Linked DNA regions of Mus musculus: region 2 is linked to region 1. The links are chromatin loops, found by intact Hi-C in ENCODE. Cell type or tissue: gastrocnemius. All regions are shown on one strand. Each heading gives the region's core, and the rest is flanking DNA. Links, peaks and the distances in the headings are about the cores only.

The links. Peaks named below come from ENCODE experiments on the same cell type or tissue, not always from the same donor. Only the 100,000 strongest peaks of a DNase experiment are listed, where the experiment ranks them.
Region 2: a loop joins it to region 1, with 2.4 times the contacts of the local background. A loop is called at or near these places in 20 of 42 quality-filtered maps.

Annotation. Positions count from the first base shown.
Region 1 is chr11:97,907,765-97,923,372 of GRCm38, reverse strand. Plxdc1 (plexin domain containing 1) reads left to right here. Exons shown (of 14, transcript NM_028199.3): 14 at 1-136. Among named protein-coding and RNA genes, the nearest start is that of Fbxo47, 31 kb to the right of the region's middle. In gastrocnemius, for the core only: no CTCF peak of the experiment used is centred there; a DNase peak (open chromatin) is centred at 7,641; H3K27ac peaks cover 1,839 bases.
Region 2 is chr11:97,973,237-97,988,844 of GRCm38, reverse strand. It overlaps Plxdc1 (plexin domain containing 1), which reads left to right and starts at 2,399. Exons shown (of 14, transcript NM_028199.3): 1 at 2,399-2,607; 2 at 10,164-10,342. The coding sequence starts at 2,529. It overlaps n-TCgca55 (a tRNA gene), which reads left to right and starts at 528; the gene lies at 528-599. In gastrocnemius, for the core only: no CTCF peak of the experiment used is centred there; a DNase peak (open chromatin) is centred at 8,194; H3K4me3 peaks cover 36 bases; H3K27ac peaks cover 2,054 bases.

The DNA.
Region 1 (15,608 bases), core at 2,845-10,844:
CCCACACTCAGCCTGGTTTTAAGGGACTTCTGTCCCCGTGGTGGACCAGGACGGCTTCTAAAGGACAATGAAAACCTAGAGCTCACCTTCATCCCAAAGAAGCGTCATCAGCAAATAAATAAGGTATAGCCCTCACTCCGTCGCGCCTGCGTGTAGCCCCCACTCCGTCGCGCCTGCGTGCATGTTAGGAAGCACCCGGACAGAAGGCTGAGCTCCAGGGCGTCAGTGGGAGGAGGGAAGGCTGTGTGCAGATACCTGGGCACATCCGGTGCAGAAAATTCCAGCCGCTCCACAGTTGACCCATGAGAGGATACCGAAGGCATGCACGACTGGAAATACGCTGGTGTCTGCTCTGCTTCATAAGCCATGGGAGAAAAGGCTGTGCTGATGGGGAGGCTGTGAGGATGGGGGACGGTCTGTGGGAACAGGGGTGTGGGGACAGGGGGGTGTCAGGACGGGGTCTCTGGGGATGGGCTGTGGGGATGGGGGTGGAGGTTCTGTGGGGACAAGAGTGTGGGGACAGGGCCGTGGGGACAGGGGTGTGTGAGGATGAGGGTCTGTGGGGACAGGGGTATGGGGATGGGATATGGGGACAGGGGTGTGGGGATGGAGGTGTGGGGACAGGGGCTGTGGGAGGGACTTGAGAAAATGATGGTGGACAGGGTAGAGTGCTTTGCAGACTTCAGAAGACAGCCAAGTCTGTGATTTTGGCATGCAGTCCTGTGGCTGTCTTTGCCAGTGACCAATCAGCACAGCACCCAGGACCTCTGGGTCTGAGATGGTTTTATAATTAGGTCTCTGTGGCTGTCCAGCAAGGCAAGGCAGTGCCTCCTGTACTATGCACCATCAACCAGACTTCCCACCCCATGGTACATCCAAGATGGCGGCCAGTGCCTTTTTTACTTGGTGCCTGTGAGTATCCTCGGGGAAGTAGGTAGGGGCTCTGTAAAAGTCCATCACACAACAGAAAGCATTAATCTGTGAAAGTGTATCTACCGAGGAGTTTTCCCTGTTGTTAGGTCTTAAGAAAGTTGTATTTTATATCCTTAAGAGTCACCCAACATAGCTCCGTGGGTAAAGGTGTTTGCTGTCAAACCTGAAGGCCTGAGTTGGATCCCCAGGACCAACACGGTGGAAGGAGAAAACTGACTCTCACAGGCTGTTCTCTGATTTCTGCTCTCAGAATAGCCAAAGAAAATGGGACTATGACCAGAGTGGAAAGGCTGGGTACACAGGCCCTCTGCCTACTCCATCCAGCCACTCCTAGATTTGCAAACTTGGCTCTTGGAGTTTTTGATTCTAGAGCACAAGTCATATGAGCCCACTGTGAACCCCAACACCCAGGAGACCCCCCACCCAATGCCATAGATATGTTTTCCAAGCTTGCCTGGAAATCACTCTCCAGCCATGACCCTGCTACCCAGCCCAGCAGATCCTGGGTCTCTGGATGCCACTTGTTAGCCTGGAGGCTGAGGTCAAAGATGTCCTTTGGTCACCATGAAAGGTTCTTGGTGAACCTATGGAAACAATTTTTAAACTGGTACATCTTATCAGGCTCACTGAGTCATATGACTCACACACACACACACACACACACACACACACACGTACACACAACATGCTTTACTGCTAAAACCGTTGAACAAACACTAGGGGGGTTAATGGTAGGAGAATCAGGAGTTTGAGGTCATCCTTAGCTTCATATCAAGTCTGAGGCCAGTCTGGGCTATATAAATTCCTATCTCAATAAAAAGAATAACGACAATAACAATGTGCTGGATGACGGTAGCGCTAAGCTCAGCGGTTCGCTGAGTTTGTTGGGATAGTGGCAAAAGCTGTTAGCGAGACACACTTCCAGAAGCAGGGTGTTGTCACCACTTGAGTGGCCCCAGGCTGGTGGTAAGCAGGACTCGGAGTCTTCATGGTCCTGGGGACAGACTCAGACTGGCACGGAGCAGCGCTCCTGGGCTGTGCCCTCACTCCCTGGCCATGAGAACACACAGCAGCTGAATCGATGCCATCAGTTAAAACAGTCTGTCTTTCTCCAAGGAGTTGCTGGAATTTCAATACAGCCAGAAGGACCTAAGTTCTGAGGGGACCCGGCCACCCTGTAACGGATTCCTATTTCCTGTGTGAATTGCCGTGTTACAAATAAAAATAAGCTCAGACTAGTCTACAGAGCGAGTTCCAGGACAGCCAGGGATACACAGAGAAACCCTGTTTTGAAAAACTCAAGAATAAAATGAAACTGTCTTTTACAGCCTTGGCTTTGTATAAAGCGTGATGCACAGGCCACGGAGCCACACCCTTTGGTCTGAGGCTTGCTCTGAGCGCTTCACTCAGGCCCTGTCCCTGGCTGTGGAGGGACAGCCTCCAGCCACTGCCCCAGCAAGCAACCCCGGTGGCTGTTAGGTGACTGACGTTTGCTAGGTTTGGAAATCCCCAGAAGCCAACCTCATGCACTTTTAATCTACTATTGAGAGACACAAAATGAATCTGAGTGAATTGATACTGTCATATTTCTGAATGCTTCACAAACAACTCCACAGCCTCGTGTTTTTATTCCTTTGTGCTCCCCACCCCAAAACACAGGTTCGCAAACCAAACAAAAAGGAAAAAATTAACCTCTTCAGCCAAAAACCACAGATGCCAAAATCAGGTTCCAAACAAGCCAGTTCATAAATAAACATGCTGTGATTGCCAAAGAAGAGCATGCTGGGTAAAGGCAGTGGTGGCTGTTGGAGTCAGAAGGTGGGCGCTGGAGCCTCAGCAGTGTCCGGAGTAGCTGTGTGACATGAGACAAATCACTGAATGTCTCTGGGCCTGTTTCCACCTCTATAAAATGGGATAGGATGATATAGTTGGCCCAAGGAGAAGTCTTAGCAATCACCCTCACAGATCACACAGCAATTTGGACCAAACTTTTTCCTCCCACCATCCTGACAGGACTACCACGTTGTTCTAGTTGGTTCAAGACTCTCCTGGCTCTAATCCTGAAAGCCCTGCTCCCCAGAAGGCTCTTTGGTCTTTGGTACTCTCCCACCCCATGGGCTGAAGAGATAATGTTAACTTGAGGGCTGTAGTCAGGAGCCTTCTGGTCCACATATGTCCAGGTGTGAACATAGTGTGAGACAGTATACGGGACCCAGTCCCACCCACTCCAGCCACACTGAGTCAGACATGCATTTGTGCAGCCTTGGGGATTCGTGGGAAACAATTCTACTTACTGGATCACAGCCTGTTGCGGAGATGTTTTCCCCATTTCCCAGATGAAGAAACTGAGGGTCCAATGGAGCCTTATCTATTCATCATGTATGCCACAAATCAAACGACCCATCCTAGTGTATGACAGACGGAGTGACTCATCCAAGGTCACACAGCTAGTTAGACAAGACCCAAACCCGGGTCTTCAAAATCTCCATAATAATTGAAGATTATTCTCTGTGTACCTCAGAACAGTGGAAAAAACCATATGGCCACAGTGTAACAGATAACCTCATAGTCACAGAGTAACATGGCTGTAGATTCTGACAGAATGCCCCTGGCCCGTGGAGACCTCCCAGTTAGAGGCACAGCCATGACTTCCAGTGGTCACTCTTGGAAGCTGTTTGTGCATCTTTGATTACACAGGTGATCTTCATGATGCTGCCTCTGTCATCTCCATCTGCTTTAGATGGAGATGGACTGAGGGAAGAAAGCGTGCTAGAGGAGGAAGCCATGATTGCAGCTGCTGAGGACTGCCACGAAGATGGTGATGGTGGTGATGATGATGACGATGACGATGATGTTGATGATGACAAAGATGGTGACGATATGATAACGACAATGACACTTAAGATTTATTGTTTATTTTATGAGTATGAGTACTATGCCTGCATGTCATGTATATCTGTGTGCCGGGTGCATGCCGGGTGCCTGTAAAGGCCAGAAGAGTTACAGATGGTTGTCAGCTGCCACACAAGTGCTGGGAACAGAACCCAGGTCCTCTGCTACAGCAGCCAGTGCTCTTAACCACAGAGCCATCTCTCCAGCCTGCTACTCAGCTTCTGGAAGGAGAGTCTTCACTCGAGCTTCTAAGATCAAAGAGGAATTCTCTGGAGGGTGGGAATATTTCTTTTTCTGACAGTCATAGGACATTTTTATATCAGGTCCCAAAGGATAACTAGACATTCCTACTGTTTCCCACAAAACTAAAAGCCCTGGAAATGAGGTGTCCTGACAGCAGGCTTGGAGCTGTGAGCAGGCTCTGTGGGTGTGAGGCTCTCGCTACCAAACCTGACAACTTGAGTGTGATTCCTGGACCCCTAGGCGGAAGGAGAAAGCTGATTCTCACACAAATGACCTCCACACGCAGGCTGCATCAAGTGCACATACTAAATGGATAAACGTGGGGGGGTTATTTATTTAAATTTTATCAACTATTCCCAGATCCTCCGGTTTGACTCTATACTTCCTCCTTCAGGCTGTCCTCTGTAACCTTGATGGAGTATCCAACATGGGTGAGAATCATCCTAAGCTGAGAAAACCCAGAAAACCCTCAAAACAACAGATTTTATTCCCTCAATGGCCTGCTCTATGATCTGCTCCAATTAGATCATTTTCCATTTTGTTTATTTATTTATTTGTCTATTTTTGTTTGTTTGGTTGGTTGGTTGGTTGGTTGGTTGGTTAGTCGGGTTTTTTTGACACAGGGTTTCTCTGTATGGCCTTTGTTGTCCTGGAACTCACTCTGTAGACCAGGCTTGCCTCGAAACTCAGACATCTGCCTGCTTCTGCCTCCCAAGTTCTGGAATTAAAGGCCTGGGCCACTACTGGCTGGCTAGATTCTATTTTTATTTTTCTGAGGTCCTGGGAAAGAGGTCAACACTTTACCAGCAAGCTACATCTCCAGCCCTAGTCACCATCTTGAATTCACTCACAGAGATATATTATCAGTCCACCCTAGCCCTCACTTCATCCTCTCAAGGAATGTCAGGAAGCCCTCCTCAAGGCCCCAGGGTTTCCTCCAGGACCTGTCTCTTCCTTAGGGCTCCACAGTTGCAGACTCCTCTCTCTGTTCCTAAGTCTCCTCCCCAGAGCCTGCCATGACTGAAAATCCTGGTTACATTCAGCTTCCTCCCACCCCAGAGCTCCAGGCAACAGAGAAGCCTATTGTTGTGATCATAAAAAGAGAAATAGCTATAAGATGTATTCTGGCAGGGTGTGGGGGAAGGGGTGCCTCAGCCGGCCCATGTGGAGGCATCCCTTGCCCCTGAGGGATCAGACACACACTGATATAGTATAGAATAGAGTTTATTCAGGGCATGGGGAGGGGAGTTAAGAGAGTAGTAGAGGCAGAGAGAAGGAGAGAGTAGATAAGTGGAGGCTGGCAGTGACCATGTGGAAAGAGGGGGGAAGGGAATGGGGAGAGTGGGGGCAAGAGTGTAAGAGAGAGAGGAGGGGCCAAGCAGCCCCTTGTATATTGGGCCAAGCCTACCTGGCTGTTGCCATGTAACTGTGGAGGTGGAGTTTAGACAGAATACCAACACCTATAGTCAAAAGGCCCCAGCCTGAGGCATGATAGAAAGAGATTATTGGGGACCTGAGGTGTCTTACTTAGGGTTTCATTGCTGTGAAGAGACAATATGACCACGGCAAGTCTTATAAAGAGAAACATTTAACTGGGGCTGGCTTACAGATTCAGAGGTTTAGTCTGTTACTGTCATGGTGGGACACGTTGGCGTGCAGGCAGACATGGTGCTGGAGAAAGAGCTGAGAGTTCTACATCTTGATCCACAGGCATCAGAAGGAAACTGTGTGCCACACTGGGTATAGCTTGGGCATAGGAGACCCCAAAACCCACTTCCATAATATCACACTTCCTCCAACACAGCCACACCTACTCCAACAAGGCCACACCTCCTAGTAGTACCACTCCTGTGAGTCTATGGGGACCATTCCTGTCTAACCACCGCATGAGGAAAAAGAAGACCACCTTACCAGAGGTGAGAGAAGCCTCGCGCCAACTGAGAAGTTAGAACCCTAGCATTTGTTGTAAAAGCTGCTGATGGGGTTCATATTCCCTTTATAGAGAGATATTTAGCATTAAAGCAACAATCTGGATTCTGAATACATATGGCCTTAGGTAAGGCATTATTGCTTGCTTTAGACATCGCCTGAGAGTCTACAACATAAATGAATAGACAGTTGTCTCAAATTGTGAATTGGGGTTAATGACGGGCGGAAAGTACTCGGAGGAAAGGTTCTAACAGCTTATTATTCATAAACAGCAATAAACAAATAAATGGCAATATGGGACAGCAAGCGTGCGTGCGCGCGCGCGCACACACACACACACACACACACACACACACACACACACCACACCTCACACTCACACTTCACTAATATTCTGGTCTGGCCAGCTATAGCCTGACTCGAGGGCGGCTCTCAGATAAGGCTCACGACTCTTTCCTGCTGCTGTTCGGATCCACTGGAGCTGGCCGAGTCGGTGCTGACTTTTGTCTTGTCCGGGCAGCGGGCGTCCACGTGGATCAACACAATGTATCTCAGTTGGGCCCCGGGAGTTGAGCAAGTTGCTATACCTGACCAGGTTTGTTTTTTGTTTTTTTTTTTTTAACTAAATCCAGCCAATTACAACTAGGGCGTTTCACACATTTCTTCATGAGTTATCCTTATCATCCTCACAAGCGCGCTCTCGCACACACGCACATACTCACACACTCTATGGCTTAGTTTCCATAGTTATCTAGGGCCGTGGGCTCAGTGAGTGCAGCAGCCACGGTGGGCTCAAATCAGTGATGGCAGCAGACAGCTTCTCAGCTCTGGGGGAAAAATGCCTTCTGGGGCTATGTGTTCCTCACAACTGTTAACTCTGGAGACGGCAGAGCCCGCTCAGTGATACAGTGGGAGTCTTCTCTTCTCCTTTCTCAACACGTCAACCCTCTGTCTGTCAAAGGTTTTATGGACTTCTTCTTCCATAGAAGCTCAACTTTCTAGACAGGAAGTGGATTCTGCCACAGCCTCAAGAGTTTTGAGGTTCCACTGTTGGGCAACCCCATGGGGCTAGGCTCTGGCCCTCTCACCATTGGGTGACCCCATGCCACTAGGCTCTGGCTTTCCAGGAATAGTCTTCTCTCATCATTGGGTCACAGGGCTTACAGACTGGAACGTACCATTTTCCAGCCTACAGAGGGGCTCTCTTATCCAACCCCCCAACCTTGTGGCTTTGTACAAGGGAGACTGAAGCCTGATGAAGAGAATTGCCTGGGACCCCAGAGCATGTGGGAAAGCCCCGACTGTGACATCAGAGTGGGGTGGTGGGAGAGCAAGCACTTGCCTCTGAAGCTACAGGGCCTGACTCCATTCCCAGGAACTCGGTATCTCCCTCTTACTTTTTATATCAGTTTACTGGAGATGATGGGTCCCAGCCTCACCAGGCTTCTGGGAGGGTCGAACACCCACTCAGTGTCTGGAACACATGCACCCCCTTGATGTTTGTTTTTTTTTAATTGTTAATGGCTTAGTACACTCATCCATTGGCCCAGGGTGGAAAAGAGATTTTTTTTTTTTTTTTGGTGTTTTCTGCTATGTCTCCCAAAAGGAGGAGTTCTGCTTGGCCGGCTGTCTACATCTTTCAGACACCACCTGCTAATCCAGGGTGAATGTGAAGAGCCTTTGTGGGCAGCTTGGCGGGAATCTGACATTGGCCAAGGACAAGGAAATGGGCTTCAGGAAGGAATCTGACATGAGACTGTGACAAGGAAGTAAGTTCAGGCAGGAGTCTTAATCTTAGGGTAGAACAAAAGAAGTAGGCTTCAGGCAAGAATCCAGTTTTGAGCTTGGACATGGAAGTGGGCTCTGGTATTTTGGTCATTCTGAAGTCCTTGGAAACTGCAGAGGGAGTAACCATGGGACTTTGCTTACTGCCTTGCTAATTCCTTATTGTACTGCTCGCCCTTAAAACTTGCCTGTAATTACAATGGTATAAAAAGCAGATTGGGAAAAATTAAACCGAGGGGCGGTGGTGGTGCACACCTTTAATCCCAGCACTCGGGAGGCAGAGGCAGGCGAATTTCTAGGTTCAAGGCCAGCCTGGTCTACAGAGTGAGTTCCAGGACAGCCAGGGCTATACAGAGAAACCCTGTATCGAAAAACCAAATAAACAAACAAACAAACTTGCCTTCAGCTGGGCAGTGGTGGCAAATGCCTTTGATCCCAGCACTTGGGAGGCAGAGGCAGGCGGATTTCTGGGTTTAAGGCCAGCCTGGTCTACAGAGTGAGTTACAGGACAGCCAAGGCTATACAGAGAAACCCTGTCTTGAAAAAAAAAACAAAAATCAAAAAACAAAAAACAAACAAAACTTGCCTTCAGTCTCAGAACTGGCTGGGGTCATGTTACAATGTTGTCTTTTTTCTTTTTAATTTTCACTCCTGCCCCGGAAAACCTGTTGACTGATTAAGCAGGATTGGTCCTGTAAGGAGAGACACCTCCATCCCCCACGGGACAACTATCACTGTTCTGAGGACAGAGGCATTTGAACACTAACTCCCCACAAGTTCCTGCCATCCTATATGTGTCCTCAAAACATATCTTTAGCACAATGACTTGTGATTGTGAAGGCTGAAACAGGAGAATCCTGAGTTTGAGGCTAACCTGGGCTACACAGGGACAAGAGTGAGCTTCTATATCTGAAAAAAAAATCTCTGTTTCTATATCTGGAGATCTCCAGAGATCTCTGTCACTGCCTCATTCTCTCTCTCTCTCTCTCTCCTCTCTCTCTCATTCTCTCTCTCTCTCTCTCTCTCACACACACACACACACACACACACACACACACACACACACACACACACACACACACATTCTTTGTGGGAAGAAAGAAAGAAAGAGAGCAGGCAGCGTTCCCAGGATGTCAAGGCACTGAGCTGATTTTTCTCTTTCAATCACATTAACCATTACCAGTTCCTTTTAGAGACAGATTAGTCTGGGGTGTGCCTCCGTGGTAGAGGCTGCCCTAGCATTTGAGGCTCTAGGTCTGAGCATCAGTAAATAAACAAAACAAACCTTAGCCCAACACAGTAGCTAAGTGACACTGGGCTTGTGACAGGTCTTCACTGGATAAGGTAAATGAGGGTAGGCCCAACATCTCTTCTCCTTGTCAGAGCGGCTCCGCCACCCCCCCCACCCCACCCCCACCCCCACCCCCACGGATTTGATAATGAGAAGAAACCGGCTGGAAAGCCTTCAGGCTCTTTCAAGGTCACAGAAGGAGACACAGCAATCTCGGGTGATGCTTTCTTACACGGGTGGGTTTGGAGGGGCTCGGCCTGAGAGAGGGCAGGGTAAGGCGTGAGACCTGGCTGCAGGCTCCTCTTATCCTTAGGTGAATGCAGAAACCAAACTTGGGGCGGTCCCCTGCCAGTTTTTGGTCCTCAGCATCCACATGCATAACTCATAGGCAGTGTGCTTCAGAGTGAGGGCGCACAAAACCAAGAAAGACCAAGAACACAGCAATGGACAAACCGCTTCTCAGACCGAGGGCACTGCGGCGGACAAACCCCTTCTCAGACCCTGCTTTCCATCCAGGTTCCAGTTTCTGGAGAAAATCGACTGCTGTGAAATAGACACAGAGGAGGGGGGAATGGAGGGGATTCTTGTCCTGCCACTAAGATCAGGCACCCAAAGTCTACCATGCACATCTCCGCCGGGCCCTCGATGTCCTTCCCCCTCCCGCTCGCCTCTGACAACTAAAGGAAGACCTGTCCCATGGTGTCATCTATCTACTGTCTTCATTTTCCCGGCTGTTTGGATTTGACAAGTGGCAATTATAAGAACCTAGGTGCAGGTGGGTCTCACCATCCACTTGTCTCCCACACTCTCTTCGGAGCTCATCAGTCTGGCAAAGGCAGCGCCCCACTTCTGCCCCCACCCCCTTCTTTCCCCCACGCTTAATCAAAGGATTCCTCTGTAGAGCTTTATACCTCTCAAAACACTTCCACACACTCAAGTCTTAAAGACAGGGAGCGTGGGAGCGCCCAGGTACAGATGCCGGAAGGGTGTGGCAGCGAGGGAAGGGCGTGGCCCCGGAACGTGTGGCCACGGGAAGCCTCCTCGTCTGCCCACTCCAGCTTGATGGCAGGCCCTGCTGTAGAATTCAGCACAAACACAATCATACTTTCTGTGAATGCTGTTTTGAAAGCACCTCCTCTTTGCGGTGTCTCGTTGATCATCCCAGGTTTTTTTGGAAGTCTGCAGGGTAGGGACTGGCTTCCTGCCTTTTTTTAAAATCGTATTTATTTAGTGTACCTGTGGGTACATGTATAGGTGCGCATGTGCCACAGTACCTGTGACAAAGGAGGACTTAGAGGAGCCTGCTCTCTCTTCTGCATGTGGGTCACAGGGATTGAACTCAAGTCATCGGCCGGGATATTCAGCAGGCCCTTTTACCCACTGAGCCATCTTGCTTGCCCAGCATCCTACTTTTTAAACTTGGCAGTGCTGAGAGTCAAACAGTAGCCTTGTAGGTGCTGTACTATATAAAATTAGAAGAAGAAGAAGAAGAAGAAGAAGAAGAAGAAGAAGAAGAAGAAGAAGAAGAAGAAGAAGAAGAAGAAGAAGAAGAAGAAGAAGGAGAAGAAAAGAAAGAAAACATTGCCAAGGGTTGGAGAGATGATTCAGCGGTTAAGAACACTTTGTGTTCTTCCAGAGGGCCAGAGTTCCTTCCGTTCACAGGATCCATCTTGGGCCTGTCATAACCTGATTCTGGCCTCTGTGGACATCCACACACATGTAGCATACAGAGAGAGAGAGAGAGAGAGAGAGAGAGAGAGAGAGAGAGAGAGAGAGAGAGAGGCACATGCTGCCACCCCAGCATTAAGGAAGGAAAGGCAGAAGGAGGAGGAGTTGAAACCTCAGCAACATATTGAGTTTACCGTGAACTACATGAGACTCTGTCTCAAACAAAAACATCAACAGACATCGCAGGATGTAATGGTGCTTGCCTGTAATGTGCATAGGAGGTTGAGGCGGGAAGGTCTCCTTGAGTCCCAGGCCAGACTGGACTACAGTGTGAGAGTCTGTTTCAAAAATAACTGAATAAGGCAAGGAAACACTCAGGGGTAAAGGCGCTGGCTGCCAAGCCTGGTGGCCCGAGTTTGATCCCGGGACTCAGATGGTGGGAGGAGAGAACTGGTTCTACAAAGCTGTCCTCTGCCCTCCTCGTGTGCACCCACACAGCATGTATGTGTAGTTATGCATACACAATAAGAATAAATTGGTAAAATAAAAATGACGATTTCAAAACGACATTCTGTGTAAGGACATCTAGCTAGCTACCCATGAAGATGGGACTTGAACCCTGAATCTATGCTGACTTCCGGTTCCTGCTTTTACCCCTGAGATCACATGAAGGTGGAGGTGAAAGGCAGTGAAAGGCACGGGCGGCAAACCTTCACCATGCCAGGTCTTGTCTCTACAGTGTCTCTGGAAGTCAGTGCATTACTTACATACCTCCAGAAATGGGGGGCTCACTACTTCATGAGGCAGTATTTTCCACTGTTATCCAACTATGGGATTAGATTTTTTAGATTATTAGATTTTTTTTTTCCTCCATCAAATGAGGAAAATCCATTCATCCTAAGGTGTGTTCGAGAGCTCAGAGGATGTGGCTCACTTGAGCTGGCTCACACTGGTTTCTAGGAAGGGACTCTCCTTGGTAGGTTCAGCAGGCTCCACACCAATTTGTGTCCTGCAAACCTGTGTCGGGAACTCTTGCTTGCTTGGTGTAGCTTTGGGCCACAGCTGTAGCAAATGCCTGACCTTCCATTCATGGAAAGGCCTCCCACTGCTGAAAGGATAATTGTCTGCATGCAGAGCCCACAGGTTCCCATCTGGCAGGGGCTGAATGCTGAGTCTTTAAGAAAATAGGAGTGCACACACACACACACACACACACTCACACACACACACATGCACACCAGAAAAGGCAAGTTTCTGGCCTGGCTTTGACAATCCCCTCAGCTACTTTGCGGAGGGGGGGAGGAGGACCTGCTGAGGTGGGTGTGTGGGAGGAGAAGGCCTAGAAAGGAGGAGAATCTGGGATGCTGTGAGCTCCCTCTCTGCTCTCTTCTAGCACTTTCTCCTTTGTAAAATGGTAGGGCTACCTTGCCAGGCAAATCCTGAAAGGATGCCCAGGTAGACAGAAGCCAGAGTCCCAAGACAGCCTCTGAAACACCAGCTGCCTGTCCATGGGGAAATGTCCAGACAGAAAACAAAAGGTGTCTACTGTGGAGACCCTGCTAGAGACTTCACTTCAGTGTTCTGTATTTCGGCAGCCCACAAGTGCCTGCACCAATCCTGCCATCGCCCCTCCCTCCTACCCCTTCTCCTCTGCACTCCTCATCAAAGACAATGAAAGAGAGCTGGCATGTGGCTCTTGACTGCAATTATAAAAATTGAGAACTGTAGGCAAAAGGGTCAGAAGTTCAAGGTCAGCTTCATCAGCCACATGATGAGTTAGAGGCCAACCTGGGCTACATGAGACTCTTCCTCAATAAAGCCAAACCAAGCAAGCAAATAAAAACAAAAGGAGCTGGGATGGAGGTGGTGGCTCACACCCTTAGTCCCAGCACTCCCGAGGCAGAGGCAGGCGAATCTGTATGAGTTTGAGGTCAGTACAGTCTACAAAGGGAGTTCTAGGACAGCCAGGACTACACAGAAAAACCCTATCTTAAAAACCAAAACCCCAGCCGGGCGTGGTGGAGCACGCCTTTAATCCCAGCACTCGGGAGGCAGAGGCAGGCGGATTTCTGAGTTTGAGGCCAGCCTGGTCTACAAAGTGAGTTCCAGGACAGCCAGGGCTATAAAGAGAAACCCTGTCTTGAAAAACCAAAAACAACAACAACAACAAACAAACAAACAAACAAACAAAAACCAACCCATAACAAACAAACAAGCAACCCACAAACAAAACAATTTAAAAAAACATAAAAGGAATGTTTTCCAGAACTTTTAGCTGGGCGCCTCAGTGCCCAAAGCTTACCAGTTGGTCCACTGCACTGTCTCGGCTACTGCAGGCTCTGCAGGCTACATACCCAGTCAAAGAGCAGGGTAGCCATTTGCTGGGAATTACATTAGCAGATTACCCTGAGGTCAGGATAACCAGTGCGTTTAGGTTCACACAAAGCCACACTAGTGTTATTGACTGAGTACTGACTGCCAGGTCTGTACAAGAGCTCCATATGCTTGCACCAAAGATGTAAGGCAGAAATTATTCTTATTACCATCTAAACTGGGTTCAGAAGACTTAAATCACAAGATCACCAGGATAAGAATAATGGCGGAGTTCGTCTTGTATTCCTTTCCTTCTTTCCTTTCTCTTCCTTTTGTCTGTCTATATCCCAACCTGGGTGTGCAAGCACTTGAGTATGTGCATGCACACATGCATGTGAGTGTGTGTGTTCCTGTGTGTGTGTGTGTGTGTATACAAACAGCCTCGGGGGTCATTCCTCAGTGACTTCCACCTTGGCAGATTGGCCTGGAATTTTCTCAGGTAGTGTAGATGAGGCAGCCAGCAAGCTTCCAGGGGCCTGCTGTCTCCACCGTCCCTGTGGCCATCCTTGCGATTACAAACACAGGAAGCTTCCTCGCGTACACTGGCGAAGCTCACTCAGGTCCTCTAAAACGTAATTTTCTAACATATACAAAGGCCCCGGAAGCTGATGTGTGAATGAACTTCTACCCATCACCAAGATACGGCCGCCATGAACAGAGGCTGCTCTTGTCGCAGCTCTATCCTCCCGTCCTCTGTCACTGTGTTGACACACACATGAGACATCATGTTATTTCATTTACAGATAGCTCATTGAGCATCTCCAAAGGAGGAGGAGACACTTCAACCTCTCCGAATTATGACCAGACATGAAAGTTTACCAAGCAGAGACCCTATTCTATTGTTCTTTTTTTGTTTTGTTTTGTTTTTTGTTTTTTGGAGACAGGGTTTCTCTGTATAGCCCTGGCTGTCCTGGAGCTCACTTTGTAGACCAGGCTGGCCTCGAACTCAGAAATCCGCCTGCCTCTGCCTCCCGAGTGCTGGGATTAAAGGCGTGCACCACCACACCCGACCTCTATTGTTCTTTGAAACAGATGACTGTGCAATTTATGACATCCCAGAGGACACCACCCCCAGGACACATGTTAGCAGAATGTGGTGGCACAGTCAGTGACTGCTGAGTTCAGGAATGGCTGTCTAGCAGCCCCACATCCCATGGTCCTATCTACCTAGCCGGGTGGAACAGCTGTACTCCCCACATTATCCCCCACGCAATTCCGACCCACCCACAGAGGAAGGCGAGGGGATGGCTTCTACGTGACTCTTTCTGTCTCAGAGGGATCTCTCACACTGTTGGTGGACTCTATCTTAGGTGTGCGTGGAGTAACACTGACATTGAACACATCTACTATGTGTCAGATGTTGAGCTAGGCAGTTCCATATTCTCCAACAAACCTACTATGAGTCAGACACTGACAATGACTGAAAGCACCTACTATGTGTCAGATGCTAACCTAGGCATTTCCACATGTGCCCACAACATAGCATGTAGGTTTTTAAATGTTGATTCAATTTTTGTGGTTTGAGTTTCCATTTGACTAGAAATTTCATCCTACATTTGAAATGCCACAGAAAGCAATAAACCACTTTGGGGCTGAAACCCTCAATCAGTGTTTCTAAAAAAAAAAAAAAAGTGTGAGTATGGATGTGTACGTGCGTGCATCTAAACCACTTCGAGAGTCATCCTGGACAGTGTGACTCTTTCAAACCGGGGATATGACTCCTGCTCTGTCCTGCTCTACCTCACCACAGTAGAAAGAAAGCATCCCAAATTCAAGTCCACCAATAGTCATCATCTCCCATTTCCATGCTTCAGGGTTTGTAGATGAGAGAGGTGGGGGAGGGAGGATGGGAATAGGGAAGGAGGAAGAGGAGGAAGAGGTAGGTCTACAAGGCAGGAGGTAACAACTGGCTTGGCAGATGTGGAAATTGAGTCCGGGGAGAACGAGCATCAGTGTGGTGTGGGAAGCAGAAACCAAGATGACACTGGACAGGCCACCAGGGGACACAGGATATTTCCCAGGACTCTGGGTTCCCTCCATAGGCATGCACAGATCTTGGTGCCACACAGTTGGCTGCCCTCCAGCTCCTGGTGACAGCCTTTACCAAGATGGCTGGCGTTGTTCTTATCTATATTCTTTGACAAGCCATCTGTCTGCTCCATTCGGCAGGGCTCTTGTTGCTGGTGAAGACACAGCTGGGCTTGCTGCCCTCTGAGTCTCCAGCAGAAGAGGGTTTGCTCCTCCTGGCCATTCTGTTGGACAGAAGGGTCACATCTTCTAGGGACAGACGGACAACTTGTCAGAACAGCTGTGGGAGCTCAAAGAAGGTGCAGGGACAGAAGCAAGGGTTCTTTAGAGCTCTGGAGGGTGGGCTGTGGTGGAGGGTGGGCTGTGGTGGAGGGTGGGCTGTGGTGGTGGGGGTGAGCTATGGTAAAGGGATCTTAGGCTATGGTGGAGGAAGGTGATGGAGGGTGGGCTGTAGTGGAGGGTGGGC
Region 2 (15,608 bases), core at 4,051-12,050, 64 kb before region 1:
CCAAACCACTCTATTTTGCTGGCTTATGCTGTCCTACTGGGGTTGCAGTTAAGTGTTTGTCCCTGGCCGAAATGTGACGCGAGCCTAGTGTCTATGACTCCCCTAGGCAGCAGCGCGAGACCCGCGGGGCGCGCCGTGCCGGTTGGTGTATTCAGGTGCGGGCGATTTCCACTCCTGTCTCTTAGGAAGATCTGAGTGTCTAGGGTTGGGGTTAGGTTGGAAGCAGAAGGTAGGGACAAGTAAGCGTGAGTGTGTAGAAGGGAGAGAGAAGCCGCGGCGGAATTGAAGAGTGGGATCCGCCCAGAGGAGCGCTGGCGTCGCCTCTATCTTCTGGAGGACGTATTTTTCTGCCTTTGGAAGGAATCTCAGATCATCAGGAAACAGCTTTTGTTTTGAAGCTAGTAATCTGGTAGGTCAGGTCCTCGTGTTTCTTGATAACTTCGAATCAGTCTTCCCTTTTAAAGACGCTTTAGTGCGCCTGCGCTAGACTAGCACCAAGTAGTAACTGACGCAAAGCTACCGGCAGAGGGGGTATAGCTCAGTGGTAGAGCATTTGACTGCAGATCAAGAGGTCCCCGGTTCAAATCCGGGTGCCCCCTAGCAGGCTCACTCTTTTCTTTGGAAGACCTTATTACGTCCCGCATATTTTTATGGCAATATTTCCATCGCCAACTCCCAAACAGTCAGGGAGCGGGGACGGTGGTAAGGAACTGGGAATTTTCAGGGCAGTGGCTCTCCGAATGTGACTAGCACCACGGGACTTGGGCTCGTGCTAGACATGAAGATTCTTGGCCTCCTCTCTGACCCAGTGAACTATCCCTGGGTGGGGCTAGAAATATGCGTTCTGAGAAGTACTTCCCGTGCATGCTCAAGTTCTAGAGGCTTACGGTTAGAAACTTGTCCACGCCATTTGCTTCTAATATTTCCAAGTTGTTGCTTTTGCCTGAGCCCCAATACAAGACTTTATGGAGAACGGGCACCGAGACTGACCGCGCACGACGACACCAGAATTGAGGCTGGAGGTCCATCTTGGAACACTATAGAGGCCCTTCGCGGCGCCTGCGCGGGCAGTCTCTTAACTCTTCAAGAGATCAGCTAAACGGCAGCCCCGTGGCTCATCACGGGTCCACTGGGTGGCGGTAGGAGGCCACATCTGGAAGGGACGGTTTCTTCGATACCCCAGAGGCTGTCCTGGGAGAATTCAGGCAAGGAATTAGAAAGTCAATGGCTGGCTAGGTTTGGTGGGCTCACCTCTGTAATCCCTTCAATAAACTGAAGAGTGATCGTGAGTTCGAAACCAACCTGGTCGACGGCGTTAGTCCTTACCTGGAAAACTAACAAAAGTCCCTTTGGTTGCGGGGCTTGCCTTGGCTCATAGTATTACATAATATTATATTGAGGTCTTGGGGAGACCACCTCTAGGTTTTTGGACCCAGAGGAGAGTGACACTGGGATTCATTTCCTTTCTTGGTCCTTCTTTTGACCTCAGTGCCAGGCCACTCACCTACTTAAGCCCACACTCTACTTCTGTCCCCAGCTGCAGCCTTCTTCTGGGGATAAGTCCCAGGAAGCAGTCTCTGCACCCTTTCTTTCCGCACTCTCCAGGTCCCCTACACAGAGGAAGCCAGGGGCCCCTCAGTCCTCTCCACTCTCTAGGCCCCAGTTCTTCTCCTTCCCATGAAGTAGGTCACAGGCACCTTCGTGCCTTGACCTGATTCCATGCCGTCTATTAAATCTCCTAAATTGCGGGTATTTTTATTCCATACTTGAAGGGGGTGGGGTGGGGGGGAAGTGCCCTATTCCCAGAGTCCGGTAAAGTGTGGTGGCAGTGGGCGCCACTTCTGGCTCTGGGTCTATCTTGGACTGATCTGGCCTTTCTGTGGAAGGGGCACCGAGCTGTTTCAAAGTGGGAATGTGCCAGTCTCGAGCACCTACATGTCTGCTGGACGGGAGGGGGGTGTGGGTGTGGGATGGAATGGGGTGGGGTCGGTGCTGGAGATGGGCTGTGAAGCAGTCAACTGGGGAGACGCAATTCGTGCCTCTTCTGGGGTAGAAGCTGGGGGGCGGGGGGGGGGGGCGCGGTTCGACTGCGGGAGATTCCTGGTGCGTGTCTGTGTGTGCACTTATGTAGAACACCAGGAAGCCACAGAAGTACAAGGACTAGCTCAGAAAGTCGCATGCTCTTGGGATGGGTGGTGGGAGCCAACGGCCCAAGTAGGGGCGCTTCCTGGGGCCCTTCACCTCGGCCTTTTACTTAGGTTTCTGGGGCAGCGGGGTTCTCTCGGTAACCAGAGATGTCCCGGCGCGGTCCCGGGTCCCGTGGGGTGCGGCGCGGAGCTCCGGGAGGCGGGGACCCCAGCGTTGCGCCCCGCCCTCTGGGTTCTCCCGCCCGCGCTCCCCAAGGCCGCAGCGCCGTGCTTCGCTCGCCCTGCCCGCTCCGCTCCCGCTCCCCGCTCGCCCAGCCCGGGGCTGCTCCCTCTGCAGCCGCCGCCGCCGCCGCGCAGACCCGGAGGTCGTCCGCGCCCACCATGCGAGCTCAGCTCTGGTTGCTGCAGTTGCTGCTACTCCGCGGGGCCGCGCGCGCGCTCAGTCCCGCAACACCCGCAGGTAGGACGCGCGGCCAGGGCAGGTGCAGACCCGCCAGCGGGACCTGGGTCCTGTCCTCAGGACGCCAGGGATAGGGGACAAGGACCCTACTTTCTCTGTGTGCGCACAGAGGGTGCGCACCTCCTACTGCTGTCGGAAGGACGTGGAGGGACCCAGGCCGGGGTCTCCAGAATAGTCACAGGGACCGGCGATCATTTCAGAGAGGCGTTTGCTTTTCTTTTCCATGCTCTTCCCTGCTGCCTCTCTCAGCTGCTCTAGGTGGGGTCCCAGTTGGGCTTGTGACTGCGTGGGAGTCGCCGGAGGATGGGAGACATCCTGGCACCAGCCTGGCCGTCTAACTTGCTTCCCCTACCTATTGCGTACTGGTGGAGAGGCAGGGACCCCAGGAAAAAGCAGCCAGCTGCTCCCCGATCTCCCAGGGTCAAGGGTTCCCTTCTCCCCCCTGCTAGGTTCTGCTCGGTTCTCAGTTGCACAGGCTGAGCATGGAGGTAAGGGGGTGAGGGTGGAGGAGGAGCTTCCATTCTGCACACTCCTCTTTCCTCTAGACCAGTTTCTCAAGCCATTTCTTCCTCTTGAGGTCCTTTCAGGGATCTACTTTGAATCCCTCACGTTATCAAGAAAGGCCGTTTTTAAAAATATATATGGTTTAGTTTCTGCACCCAGGCTTTCTCGGGGAGGTGGGGGCTGGGAATAAGGGTGATTTCACAAGCTCCTTAAAAGGGAAGTGAGTGTCCCACTTGCTGTTGTGTCAGCATAGTGCCTAACTGTGTTCTTGACTTTGATGGTCACGGTAGGTAGGTAGTCCAAATGAATCTGGGTTGGGATGAGATGGTATGAGTGGAGGATGCTGGTGGTGACTGCGGGGGTAGAGGACAGAGAAGTCACATGTCCAGAGACTAGTGTGGACCCATCGGTGTCCATGGTGGCTCCCACAGAAGGTAGCTGAGCACTTAGCTTTTAGTTCTGTTGTCTCACTTGCTGTGTGACCTTGGGCGAGTTACTTACCCAAGTTACTTTCTCTGGGCTCAGTTTTTGATGTATAAAAAGAGGTTCTTGACTAAATCTTTGGCTCTTGAAGGTGGAGTTATGAAAGATTATTTTTCCCCCTTAAGATATTCTTTACTTCTCGGACAGGTACAGGCAACTGATAATTTATCTTAAAATGGTAACTAGAAAGGGACTGAGTGGGTTAAGTCCCGAGTCCTTTTCAGCCTTAGGCTGGTGTGTTTCCTGAACTCAGATATGGCTGGGTTGATGAGGGATTTGGGCCGAGGAGAGGGTTGAGGAAGGGAGCTGGCTACATCAGGGGACCCAGAGACAAGTGTCACTTTTGTAAGTACAGACTACTTAGCCGTCTCTGCTTTTAGATTCATCTGGAAGACATCGGGCATCTGCAGCAAGTGAGATTGAGGTTAGACCCTAGGAAGCTGTAAAAAGCCGTCAGGGCAATTGTTGACTCATCCCAGGTTGGGCTGGGTTTGGTAGTAAGGTTTTGTAGAGGCCATCTGAGGATGTGGGGGAATGGGGAAGGCTGGGAGGGGTCCTTCATGGAGACTGGCTGCTTGCTCTGTATGATAGAGCCCCTGAGGTCAATGAGGGGGTGGGAGTGGGGGACCCAAGGAGGCCTAGCTCCACCTGGGGCAATGGTGTCCCCATCAGGGCTGGTGTTCCTCCATCCCTACAGTCTTGTTCCCATCATCATCCTTACAAGGGACACAGGAGGCATCGATGACCTGAAGAAGGAAGGAGTCTACTGAGGAGAGCCCAGAAGCAGCCTGTAGTCAGGCAGAGAGGAAGATGGCCTCCAGGCCCAGGAAGGGGTCACTGATGGTCTGGTCCCAGAGAAACCAAAGACATCCAGGATACACACAGAAGGGAGAATCTTTCAGGCAGCCATTTTGGAAACTCACAAGCAATCCCTGCAGTCACCTATGTTCTGAGCCAAGGTTGCTTGTCTCTAGAGTCAGGGCCAAACAGATGTTTTGTAACCCAACCAACCTTAATCTGCTTTCAGTTTCCTCCTTGCCCACCAGGGGCCTCCCAATAAACTAATATACTGTTGACTAAAATTCAGATTCCTCACAATGGTTTCTGGGATTGCTGCTCTTCCTGTCAGCTGCAGGCTTCCCTCCTCAGAGAGATCTACCCTGCTGGGAGGGCCTGGGCAACCACCATACTGTCCTGGTTCACTGGGCTGTGTCTACGGGAAGACATGCAGAGTGTTTGTGCTCAGGACCATGCCCTCCTGTCACTGAGAACTCCTCCACACCCCCACCCCCATCCCCCACACCCCCACCTTGTGTGGAAATCTGCTTAATAAATGTGTGTGGGAAAGCTGGGCACGGTGGGCCACACTGAGAGCAAGGCCACTTGGAGGAAAAAGGATCTCATGTTCAAGGTCATCTTCGGCTACATAGTGAGTTCAAGGCCAGCCTCCTACACAAAGCAGCCAGGTGACCCTGTTTAAACAAAACTGAACCCTTGGGGTAATCCTCAGAAAGCAGAGCCCCATCCCCCACCTCACCCCACCCCACCCCTTCTGCTACTTTGTGTCCCTTTTTCTTGTGCACCCTTTTAATCTCCAAGGTGAAGGGCAGGGTCTCACCAGGAGGGGCTTTATATCAGGAGGTGGGATTTGTTAGGCCTGGGACAACCTTGTGTGACCTTGTATGAAGCAAAGACCAGGACTTGGAGGCACAGTGTCATGTAGCCCCGGCTGGCTTTGAACTCACTTGTAACTGAGGATGGCCCTGACTTTCTGCCTCCACCCGACAGCACTGGGTAATGGGATTCCAGGCGTAACGCCATCATGTCATGTTAATAGAGCCCTGGAGAATTGAACCCAGAGCTTCTGGCATGCTAGGTGACATGCGAGGTGAGCACTCTACCAACTGAGCTACAACTCCCCCGAGCGCTGCCTGGGAGGTTGGTCTTGCCGGCTGGTTTGTGTAGATGGTTTGCTGAAGATTCAACCTAGCAAGTGATAGAACTGTTCTCACCTCATCTTGTCTGTCAGAGACGGAGGCTTCCAGAGTCTGTAAACTGTGGCATTCTGGTTCAAGGTTGGGCCTCCAGCTTGGTGGCAAACCTGTCTTCTGTCAGTGCTGTGATAGAACATCGATGGTCTCCAGCAGGGCTGTGCCCGAGGGAGGGTCTCAGTCCTAGAGGCTGGGTGCTGAGTTTCTCCCTCCTCCTGCCAGCCTCCCACCCCCTCCACTCACGGGTGCCTCCTGAACACTGGTCCTTGCAGTGCCCAGAATTCTAGATGCAGAGGTGACCAAGGACATGACAGTCCAGGAGGCCGGCTTGGGTGGTGCCCTTGGCATCTGGGTGAGGAGGAGAGAAGCGTCAGGGAGACTTTTTGAAGCAACGGCATCTTGTCAGATTTGAAGGATGAGGAGAAGCTCACGGGGAAGCGGGTTACTTAGGAGCACAGCGTTCTTGGCTGAGAAGACTTTGTGAATCTATGGTGGCTGAATGGCAGGCCTAGGTCCTAGAGGGCCAGGAGGGATGTGAGAGAAAGAGAAAGCAGAACCTGGCCGTAAGGGCCCTGGGATCAGCTCCAGGGGTGTGGTGAGAGGGACGCAGGAATGATGGACCACATGGGCATAAGAGCTCTCAGATCAGCTGCAGGGGTGCGGTGAGAGGGACGCAGGAATGATGGACCACATGGGCATAAGAGCTCTCAGATCAGCTGCAGGGGTGTGGTGAGAGGGACGCAGGAATGATGGACCACATGGGCATAAGAGCTCTCAGATCAGCTGCAGGGGTGTGGTGAGAGGGACGCAGGAATGATGGACCACATGGGCATAAGAGCTCTCAGATCAGCTGCAGGGGTGTGGTGAGAGGGACGCAGGAATGATGGACCACATGGGCATAAGAGCTCTCAGATCAGCTGCAGGGGTGCGGTGAGAGGGACGCAGGAATGATGGATCACATGGGCATAAGAGCTCTCAGATCAGCTGCAGGGGTGCGGTGAGAGGGACGCAGGAATGATGGATCACATGGGCATAAGAGCTCTCAGATCAGCTGCAGGGGTGCGGTGAGAGGGATGCAAGAATGATGGATCACATGGGTCTTCCATGCGGCTTGCTCTAGCTCGAGTGTGTGGGCAACTGGCTCTAGGGCATACCGGGTGGAAGGTGAAATGGATACCCAGAGAGAGCATCAGCAGTCAGAACAATATGGAGGCAGTATGGCTAGCTTGAGTTGGGTCAGGCCCCGGGTGGTGCAACCCAGTTCCTCCTCAGCCCTGCTCACACTGCAGCAGGGCTGTGCCAGATCAGGGGCTGGGGGCATGATCCTTGTACTCCTCTATATACAGTCCTGGCTGACCCAAAACTAGCTCTGTAGGCCAGGCTGGCCTTGAACTCACAGAGCTCTGCCTGCCTCTGCCTCCTGAGTGCTGAGTTTAAGGGAGTGCTGCTACGCTTGGCCATACTGCACTGTGCTCTATGGTTCTGCCAGACTGAAGCCGGCCGGCCTTAGTTCCAGTCCTGCCATGGAATGAGTGGGTGAGCCAGAGGCGGGTTGTTAGCCTTGTTTTATAAAACAGATCTAATGCTAGTGCCCATCTCCTGGGGTTGATTGGCATGGGGATGAAAGAAAGGATGAAAGACCACTGAGAGTGGCTTTGTCTCCTGGAGCCACTGCTGTCACACCATGCCCTTAGATGGTATAGCCCTGAGTGATGGTTTAGTCTCTGTTCTGGAGGCCAAGGATGGAATGGGAACAGAGAGGCAGAATCAGCACCAAGGGTGCCCAGGGGTGCCCAGGCATGCCCTCCATGTAAATCTGTTAGGCTGTAGCTTCCATTAGGCTTCAAGGCTGTGTGCCCAGACATCTATGTGGTCCTGTGCCTATGTGACCAACCAGCTGCACTGACTCCTGGCACGGACTAAGAGGTGACATCTTGCTCATCCAACTGGAAGGGCAGACATGCTGTAGCTGGGGAGACACTTCTGGGGATTCCTAGTTCTGAGCCTCCTCTGCTCTTCCTCCGTCATCCTGCATAGAACTCATACCCTTACTCCTAGATGGATGGGATGCCTGAATGGTTTTTACTCAGTACCGGGATCAGCCCTGTTATTGGTGTGATTGTTACACAGAGAAGCTGCAGCTTCAAGAGGAAAGACTGCCAGGTCCTAGCTTAGGGGTGGTGGGCTGGAACGGGGAGCCCAGATGTTTTTCACTGCCATCCTGTGGGCCTCCTCCCTCCCTATTCAACATCCCTCTCCAAGGTCAGTCCAAGTCCGTGGTACTTCCTGCCTGTCCTCAACTTGGCTGCCTGTGTGGCTTTCCAGTCCTAGCTCCTGCCCTGCCCTTGGGGACACTTGCAGGAGGATTTGGGGAGAAGGCCACCCAACTCACTACAAACAGACCTGCCACGAACAGCTGTGGCCTTGCTGAGGAGGCCTCTGGGGCAGCTTGCGTGGGGCTGAGTGGTCGACAGCTGCTACCCAGCGCTGGGCTTTCAGCCATTCGGTAGATAGCTTGGGGAAGAGGTCAGAGCTGCCCCTCTGCCCATATACTCCAGGAGCATCTGGTTATGATTAGGGGCAGAGACGTGAGAGGGGCCCGGCAAGAGTCCAGCAGGCACCAGCAGCCAAGAATGACTTAATTGGATAAAATGTCTAATGACAAATCGGAGCCTCACAGCAGCATCCTGGCTGAGCCTCAGGCCTGGTCCAGCCAAGCCCCGTTTCAATCTCTGTCCTTGCTGCTACCAGAGAGCTATCCCCTAGTGTAGTGTCCTCAATTAAGCAGTGATTGAGCGCTTACTGTTTGCCAGGCACTCTGAGGAGAGCGGAGAGAAGCCTGAGGAGCACACGTCTCCCTGGGAGAGATCATAAAGTGGCCTCAGGGAGGGGGTCTTGGGCAGGGAGACCCACTAGAAGAGCTTTGGTGAGCAAGACTGGTGGCGTCAGAGGTAGAGAGGAGAGGGGTATCTGACCTAGGACCCAAAATTGATGAAGGTCACAGTCAGGGTGATCTGTGCCTTTCATATATCCAGGGCAGGAGTGACAATTAGAATGTCACTCCTTTGGGAATGGGAATGGGAATTTGGCCACAGCCTTGGGAACCTTCATATCTCTCTGAAATGAAGAAGGATGCTTTTCAGGATCATTTAGAATTAGTTTATCGGCCCCAAGAGAGCTGTATGCTTGGGAGACCTGCCTCTGTGCGGCCACTTGCCAGTCCTGTGCTTGTGACAGACATTACTAATCGATCCTGACAATCGCTGCTGCTACACACAGACGAGGCTTTGGGATTCCTGTCTAGAGTGCTTTTGGTTGCCGCTAATTAATGGGAGATGGCATTTGAGATGAAAACCTCTCTGCCATCCCAGCTGGCTTCTGGGTCCCTCATTACACAAGGAAAGTGATTTGCCTAAGGTCAAAGCTTGAAATAGTGATGGAGTTAAAACTCTGCCCTTCGGCGGGACAAGGGGGCCGGGTGTGGCAACACACACCTTCAACCCTAGCACCCTAGGGGCAGATACAGGCAGATCTCTGCAAAGGCCAGCCTCCTTTAGATAGCAAGTTCCAAGTCAGCCAGGACTAAGTATTGAAATCCTGTTTCAAAACAAACAAACCAAATCAAGTTAGCAAGGGAGGACAATTTGTTTCCAAGAAGTTTCTGTTAAAGTCCAGAAGGACTCTCAGCTGCCAGAGCCAGTGGGGGAAGGAAGGAGAGTGGGGTGTAACTGGGTCTACTAGGTAGAGAGAAAAGTTGCCACGCAGCTTCCAGAACAATGATCCAGGCCAACAAGACAACAGGTTTAAAATGGGCCAAAGACTAAAAGAGTTTTCCAAAGAAAAGTGAACAGTCACTAGCATATGAAACAATGTTCATCGACTCTAGTCAGTAGAGAGATGCAAGTCAAAACCAACCGCAAGCATGTAGCACTTCCTGTCCATTGATTAGAATGGCTACTACCAAGACCCTGGCAAAGAACCTAACTCTGATGAGTCTGTTTAAGAACTAGGAAACCTCAGGCCCCGCTAAGTGGATGAAGGTGCTAGCTGGGATTCCAGAGGACCTGCTCTGATTCTCAACAAAAGCTGCTATAGCAGGGAATACCATTTGGTCTACAGGAAGAACACATCTGAACCCTGAAGGCAGTGTGCTAAGTGAAACAAACCAACCACAATAGGAGATATAGTGTATGATTTCCCTTGTATGAGATGTACAGAGTATTCAAAAGACGAAGAGATAGAAAGTAGGACATTGTCGGGCATCCAGGTCATGAGCCTGGCACATGAGATGCTCTGACTTCCAACCCCAGCGCCTTTAACCCCTGAACCTGATTCTGGTTTGCCAGATATACCTTGTCCACTGTGGATGGTCGAGTGGCTTTAGTATTGCGTGTGCATGTTTCTGGGCGTGATATGAGACGCGTGGCTCTCAGTCTGTGTTATGAAGCTGCTGCCCTGGTCATCGAGTATCCCCAGAACTAATGATGGTGTAGTGTTGTGGCTTCGGCAGAAGGCAGACCCCTTCTCACATCCTTCCTCGGGACCGCCACCACTCAAGTGCTCTGTCCCTTCTCCCAGGTCACAATGAAGGTCAAGACTCTGCATGGACTGCCAAGAGGACCAGGCAAGGCTGGAGTCGGAGACCCCGAGAGAGCCCCGCGCAGGTGTTGAAGCCAGGCAAGACCCAGCTAAGCCAGGACTTGGGTGGGGGCTCCCTGGCCATCGACACACTTCCGGACAACAGGACTCGGGTGGTGGTGAGTGCAGAACCGACATGGAGGGAGAGGAGAGCTGGAGCCTGCCTCCGTGTCAGATATGGAGAGTGGGATGGATAGGATTCCAGAGAAGAGGCGGCAAGCCAGCTCCAGGCTGGATCACAGGATCAAAGCAGCTCAGAGATTCACAGGCTGCTGGCCTCTGCCAGGATAGATGAAGTAATTTGCTCCAGGAGATACAGTGCAGGCTCTGAACTCCACCATGCCTTACAGAAGAGAAGGCTGAAGGTGGGATAGTTACCCCGAAGCTGCCAGGGAACATTTCTGCCTCTTTAGACTGTGGGGGCCCTAAATGTTAAGTACAGAGGCATCCTGAGGTGGTTGGAGTGGAGGAGAAACCAGTCCAGGTGTCACTGAGGTACAAATTTCTGGGCCTGAGGTCAGGAAGCTCTCTGTGGGAGGAGGTGACTCTGAAAGCTAAAGGGCCTCTGCAGCTGTGAGTGAGTTGGAGGCGCTGTGCACCTGTGGCTGAGGAATTTTGCCTATCATGTCCACAGGCCCATGGTTAGCCACTTCCGGAGGCTTGTGTCTGGGATGAGTGTGAGCGAGTGCTGAGTGTGTGGTGGGGAGGGAAGGGTGCAGGCTCAGGATGCACAAATGCTACAGAACTCGAAACAGCAAAGAGAGGGTGAACTTCCTTCACAGCATCCATTTCTTTATTTCCACGGAACTTTCAGAAACATCCAATCATCAGGCAGTGTTCTAGAGGTGGTGGGATGTGGCCGCCGGTGCCTGTGGTCCCAGCTGAGCATAAAACCGAGGAGAGAGGATGATCAGAGCCCTGGCGTCCAGGGTCAGGGTGGTGTGGGCAGGATCCGCTCATGTTCTAGTTCTGGAATAGCATAGTCCTATAGTTCAGGAAGCACAGAAGAATAAACCCAGAAGTCCCAGGCTGCCCTCCCTCCCCTCCTCAACCTTCCTCACAGCAGGACGTCTCTGGTTTGTTGTTTTCCAGTTATTCTGTCTCTTTAGCTCCTTTAAGGAGGGAGCTTTGTTCAGTTGGTTTTGAGACCGGGTTTCCACAGTACAGCTTTGACTGGTCTTGAACTCGCTCTGTAGACCAGGCTGTTCTTGAACTTAAAGAGATCCATTTGATCTGGCTGCCTCCTAAGTGCTGGGCCTAAAGGTATGGGCCACCAGACCCAGCACTGAGTGGGCTATGGACATTATCTGCTTCTTGTCTATGGTGATGGAGGACTCGGCTTTGATATTCTCCCCAGAACATTCTTCTCCATCTTTCTTTCTCAACTCATGTGACTTTCAGCACCTTCACGTGATCCAAGCTGGGTAATGTCTTGTTTCTTATATTATTATTATTTTTTTAATTTATTTACGTCTGTGTCGGTACCGGGGAGCATTTGTGTGGAGGTCAGAGGACAACTTTCAGGAGTCAGTTCTTTCCTACCACCGTATGGGTGCCAAGAATCAAGCTCGGATCATCGGGCCTTTTGGGAAACGCACTTAGCCACTGTCTACCCACCTGTTTCTTGTTTGCTTTTTTTTCTGGGATCTTTGCTGTCACCCTGGCCCTGCCTGTTCAGTTCTCTGTGCTAATCCCTTCTTATATGCCTTCCTTTTGCTTCAAGTGTAATTTTCAGTGTGGTCAAGTTTGCCATCAGGGTGCTGGGGCTGTAGTTCAGCTGGTAGAACACTTACTTAGCATTCATTAAGCCTGGGTTTGATCCCCCAGAACTGCATAAACTGGGTGTGGTGGTGCGTCCTTGTAATCTCAGCACTCTAGAGAAACAAGTAGGAGGGCCAGAAGTTCAAGGGCATCCTTGACCACATAGTAAGTACAAGGCCAGCCTAGGCTACATAAGACCTTTTCTTCAATGTCCAATAACAAATAGAAACAATAACGTGCCCTAACATGGTGGACTGCTCCCCCGCTCCACAGCTGCCAGCTTGTGCTTCCTCCTCCTCTGTCTCTGGAGTGTTGGAGCCCTGGTCCCTCATCCCTGTGTCCTCCCTCTCCTGCTGGATTCTATGGCAGTTAAGTCTCCTGACAGAGGTCGCCTCTTAACAAAGACTCTCCTGTGGATGTGCATATCTGAAAATGCATTTCTTCTGCTCTCCCTTTTGATCGGTGGCTTCACCGAATGTAGACTTATGAATTAAAAATAATTTTCCTTTCAAAGCTTGAAGGCATCTCACCATTTTCTTGTAACGTCACCGTGAAGGGTGTCTCACATCTATAATCCCAGCACTTGGGAGGCTGAGTAGGAACACGGCCAAGAACTCAAGGCCAGCCTGGGCTGCCTGGCGAGCCCCACATCTCAGCACATACATACACCCCTGCCTCCCAATCCCTAGGAAATGTGGTGCAACATAGGGTACAGTGGCTCACACCCGTACTTCTAGTACTTAGGAGGCGGAGGGAGAAGGATTGCTTGGCCTACATAGCAAGTTTTGTCGCAAAAAAAAAATGAAGTTTAATGTCACCCTTATTCTGAGTCCTGGGGGGGGGGCGTGGGTGTAGGGGAAGAAGGGGTAGGGAGAGAGCCCGTGACCGGCCAGAGTTCCTGTGCTCTGGGCAGGTGGACGTGGGAGGACTGCTGGATGCTTTCTACATGGCCCTGGGTGGGCATCTGCCTGTGTAAAGCCACTGACCCCCACATGGTCGGGGGGTGGACAAGGGGCAGCTCCCAGTACCAGGTTCTCAGTCTCTGGCATCCCATACTGGATACGGCAGAGGAGCTGGGAACAGAATAGGGGCCCCGGGGCGGCACTAGGCTGTGGAGATATGGGGAGAGGGTAGAGGGAGAGAGTGGGCGCTGGGTGGTTCCCACGCAGGCAAGAGTCTTTAGTCTGGTCCGTGGCTGGAGCACAGGAAGGCTTTTCTGAAGGGAGGTTAGAAGCAGCTCGTTAGAAGAAAGCCTATCCCATCCACCAAGCACAGCGGGCCTTGATAAACAGAGGCAGTCTATGGTTTTAGAGCTTTGTTGTAGAAAGAAAGGGGGAAAGAGAGAAAGTAGAAGGGGAGAGAGACCAGCCATGGCCAAGAGGAGATCTCGAAGGGGGAAAGAGAGAGAGAGAAGGAGAGAAAGAGAGTAAGAAAGGTGAAAGCTTAAGAGAGTAAGAGCTTAGAGAGAGAGGAAAGAGCTTAGAGAGAGAGGAGAGAGCTTAGAGAGAGAGTAAGGAAAGTAAAAGCTTAAGAGAGCGAGGAGGGGCCAAGCAGCCCCTCTTATAGTGGGCTTATTATCTTGTTGTTGCTAGGTAACTGTGAGGAGGAATCTAGCCAGAAGGCCAGAAGCTTGGGACATTGTGTACGTGACTGCTAGCCACACACTTCTCCTGTGGGACTGTGGGGACAGTAACATTGACAGGAGCCAGGGGTCCAGGAGACATGAGGGAATGCCTTCTGTCCCATGTAGGTGGAAATTACCACCCATTGGGTCCCACGGGGTTCAAGAGCTCAGCTCCACTAGAGACCAGGCCTTCTGTGCATAGTCCATTGTCCTACATGTGTGTATTCTTTTTAAAGAGTTCTCACTGCCACCTCAGCATTCTGAAATCATAGTTGACTGCCCAGGCTAGCCTGGAATTTACTACGTTGGCCTGGCTTCCCTCCAACTGGAGCAACCACACTGTTGTGGGGTATCCACAAGAGAAGACTGATCGGACATGGGTGTAAGCCAATAGAAAGTCTTTCTTGGGTAGCTGGCGTCTACACTGGGTGTTTGGGATCCCAGTGTAGCCCCAAGCCTTTCTCAGGGTGAGCTTTTAAGAACAAAAACCGTATCCTGGGCTGACATATACTTCGGTTAACAAGAACAGTTAGCCTGAAGCAGAGCTACAGAAGCCAAATAGCAAAGTCTTGGTCTTTGAGGGATTAGGGCTATCTTTGCATTTTGGCAGGTGGTGCTGTCTCCGTGCTGAGTGTTACAACTTGAATGGCACTTCCATCATGAAGTCGGTTGTGCTAAGGTCTCGGGGCCCCGGTCACACACACCTGGCCATGTTTTCAGTTCCTAAGACCTTTTTATTATGTGCTTTTTGAGACTCCTCCTCCTTGTGCCTGTGTCATGGATGAAAGGTCCTTCCTCACTAAGGGTATTTCATAAGCAATGAGGATTCGGGTTCTTTGTTCTGCTTCCATCGTTTCTGTCATTTCGGGTGCTGTGCTACTGTGTCGTCCTTTGCCCCAGTCTCTGAAATTCCTCCAGTCCTGGTTTGGCACCATGACTAATTCTGTCATTATTTAACTCTTGAGATTTCATTCATCTAAATAGCCCCAGTGTTGACACTAATGTTGATTGTTGTTGTTGCTGTTGTGGTTTTGGTTTTTGAAGGCAGGGTTTCTCTGTCTCTGTGTAGCCGTGGATGTCCTGGAACTCACTCTGTAGACCAGGCTGGCCTCGAACTCAAGAGTTCCGCCTGCCTCTGCCTCATGAGTCCTGGATTAAAGGCGTGCACTATCACTATCTGGCTTACTAATGTTAGCTTTTAAAATACCACATTAAGATGTTCTTCTCAACGCCTGAACTTTTTGGTTCCTTTACCATTGTACCTGGAGTTAATGGCTCCTTCAGCAGGCCCTCATCCCAGCCCTGAGGTGAACTCTCAAAGGACACAGCCCACTCGCTTCCCATTCTGTCTTGTTTTCTGGAACATTCAGAACTGAGGAACAGGGTAGACATGGAAGAATGGACAGCCAGCCCATGAGACGGTCCTAAGGAAGGGACTCCTGTCGCCTCACCCCATTCCTCATGGTTTTCTTTTTCTTTCTTTTTTTTCTGAGACAGGGTTTCTCTGTGCAGCCCTGGCTGTCCTGGAACTCACCCTGTAGACCAGGCTGGCCTCGAACTCAGAAATCCACCTGCCGCTGCCTCCCAAGTGCTGGGATTAAAGGCGTGCACCACCACCGCCCGGCCCTCCTCATGGTTTTCTTGGACTCTGGATTAAATAAATGATACCTGCTCAGGATCCAGACATGATGGTTGGAAGGGTCAGGTTCCAGTCTACATGAAGAGGATGCCACAGGAAATAACCACAGAGACACAAACTCCTGGAAGTCTGTGGGTGTCCAGGGGGACCAGCTGCATCGGGTGAGCCCTGGTGGACTCAGTAACACGAAGGCTTCAAAGCAAATACACATTCCCAGGTTCCGCTCTGGACAGATTGCTTCAGAAGCATTGAAACCTGGGGTTCATTTCTTTACAGTACCCCACATGGTGCTAGAGAGATGGCACAGTGGTTAAGAGCTCTGGCTGCTCTTCCAGAGGACCTGGGTACTAGTCTAAGTACA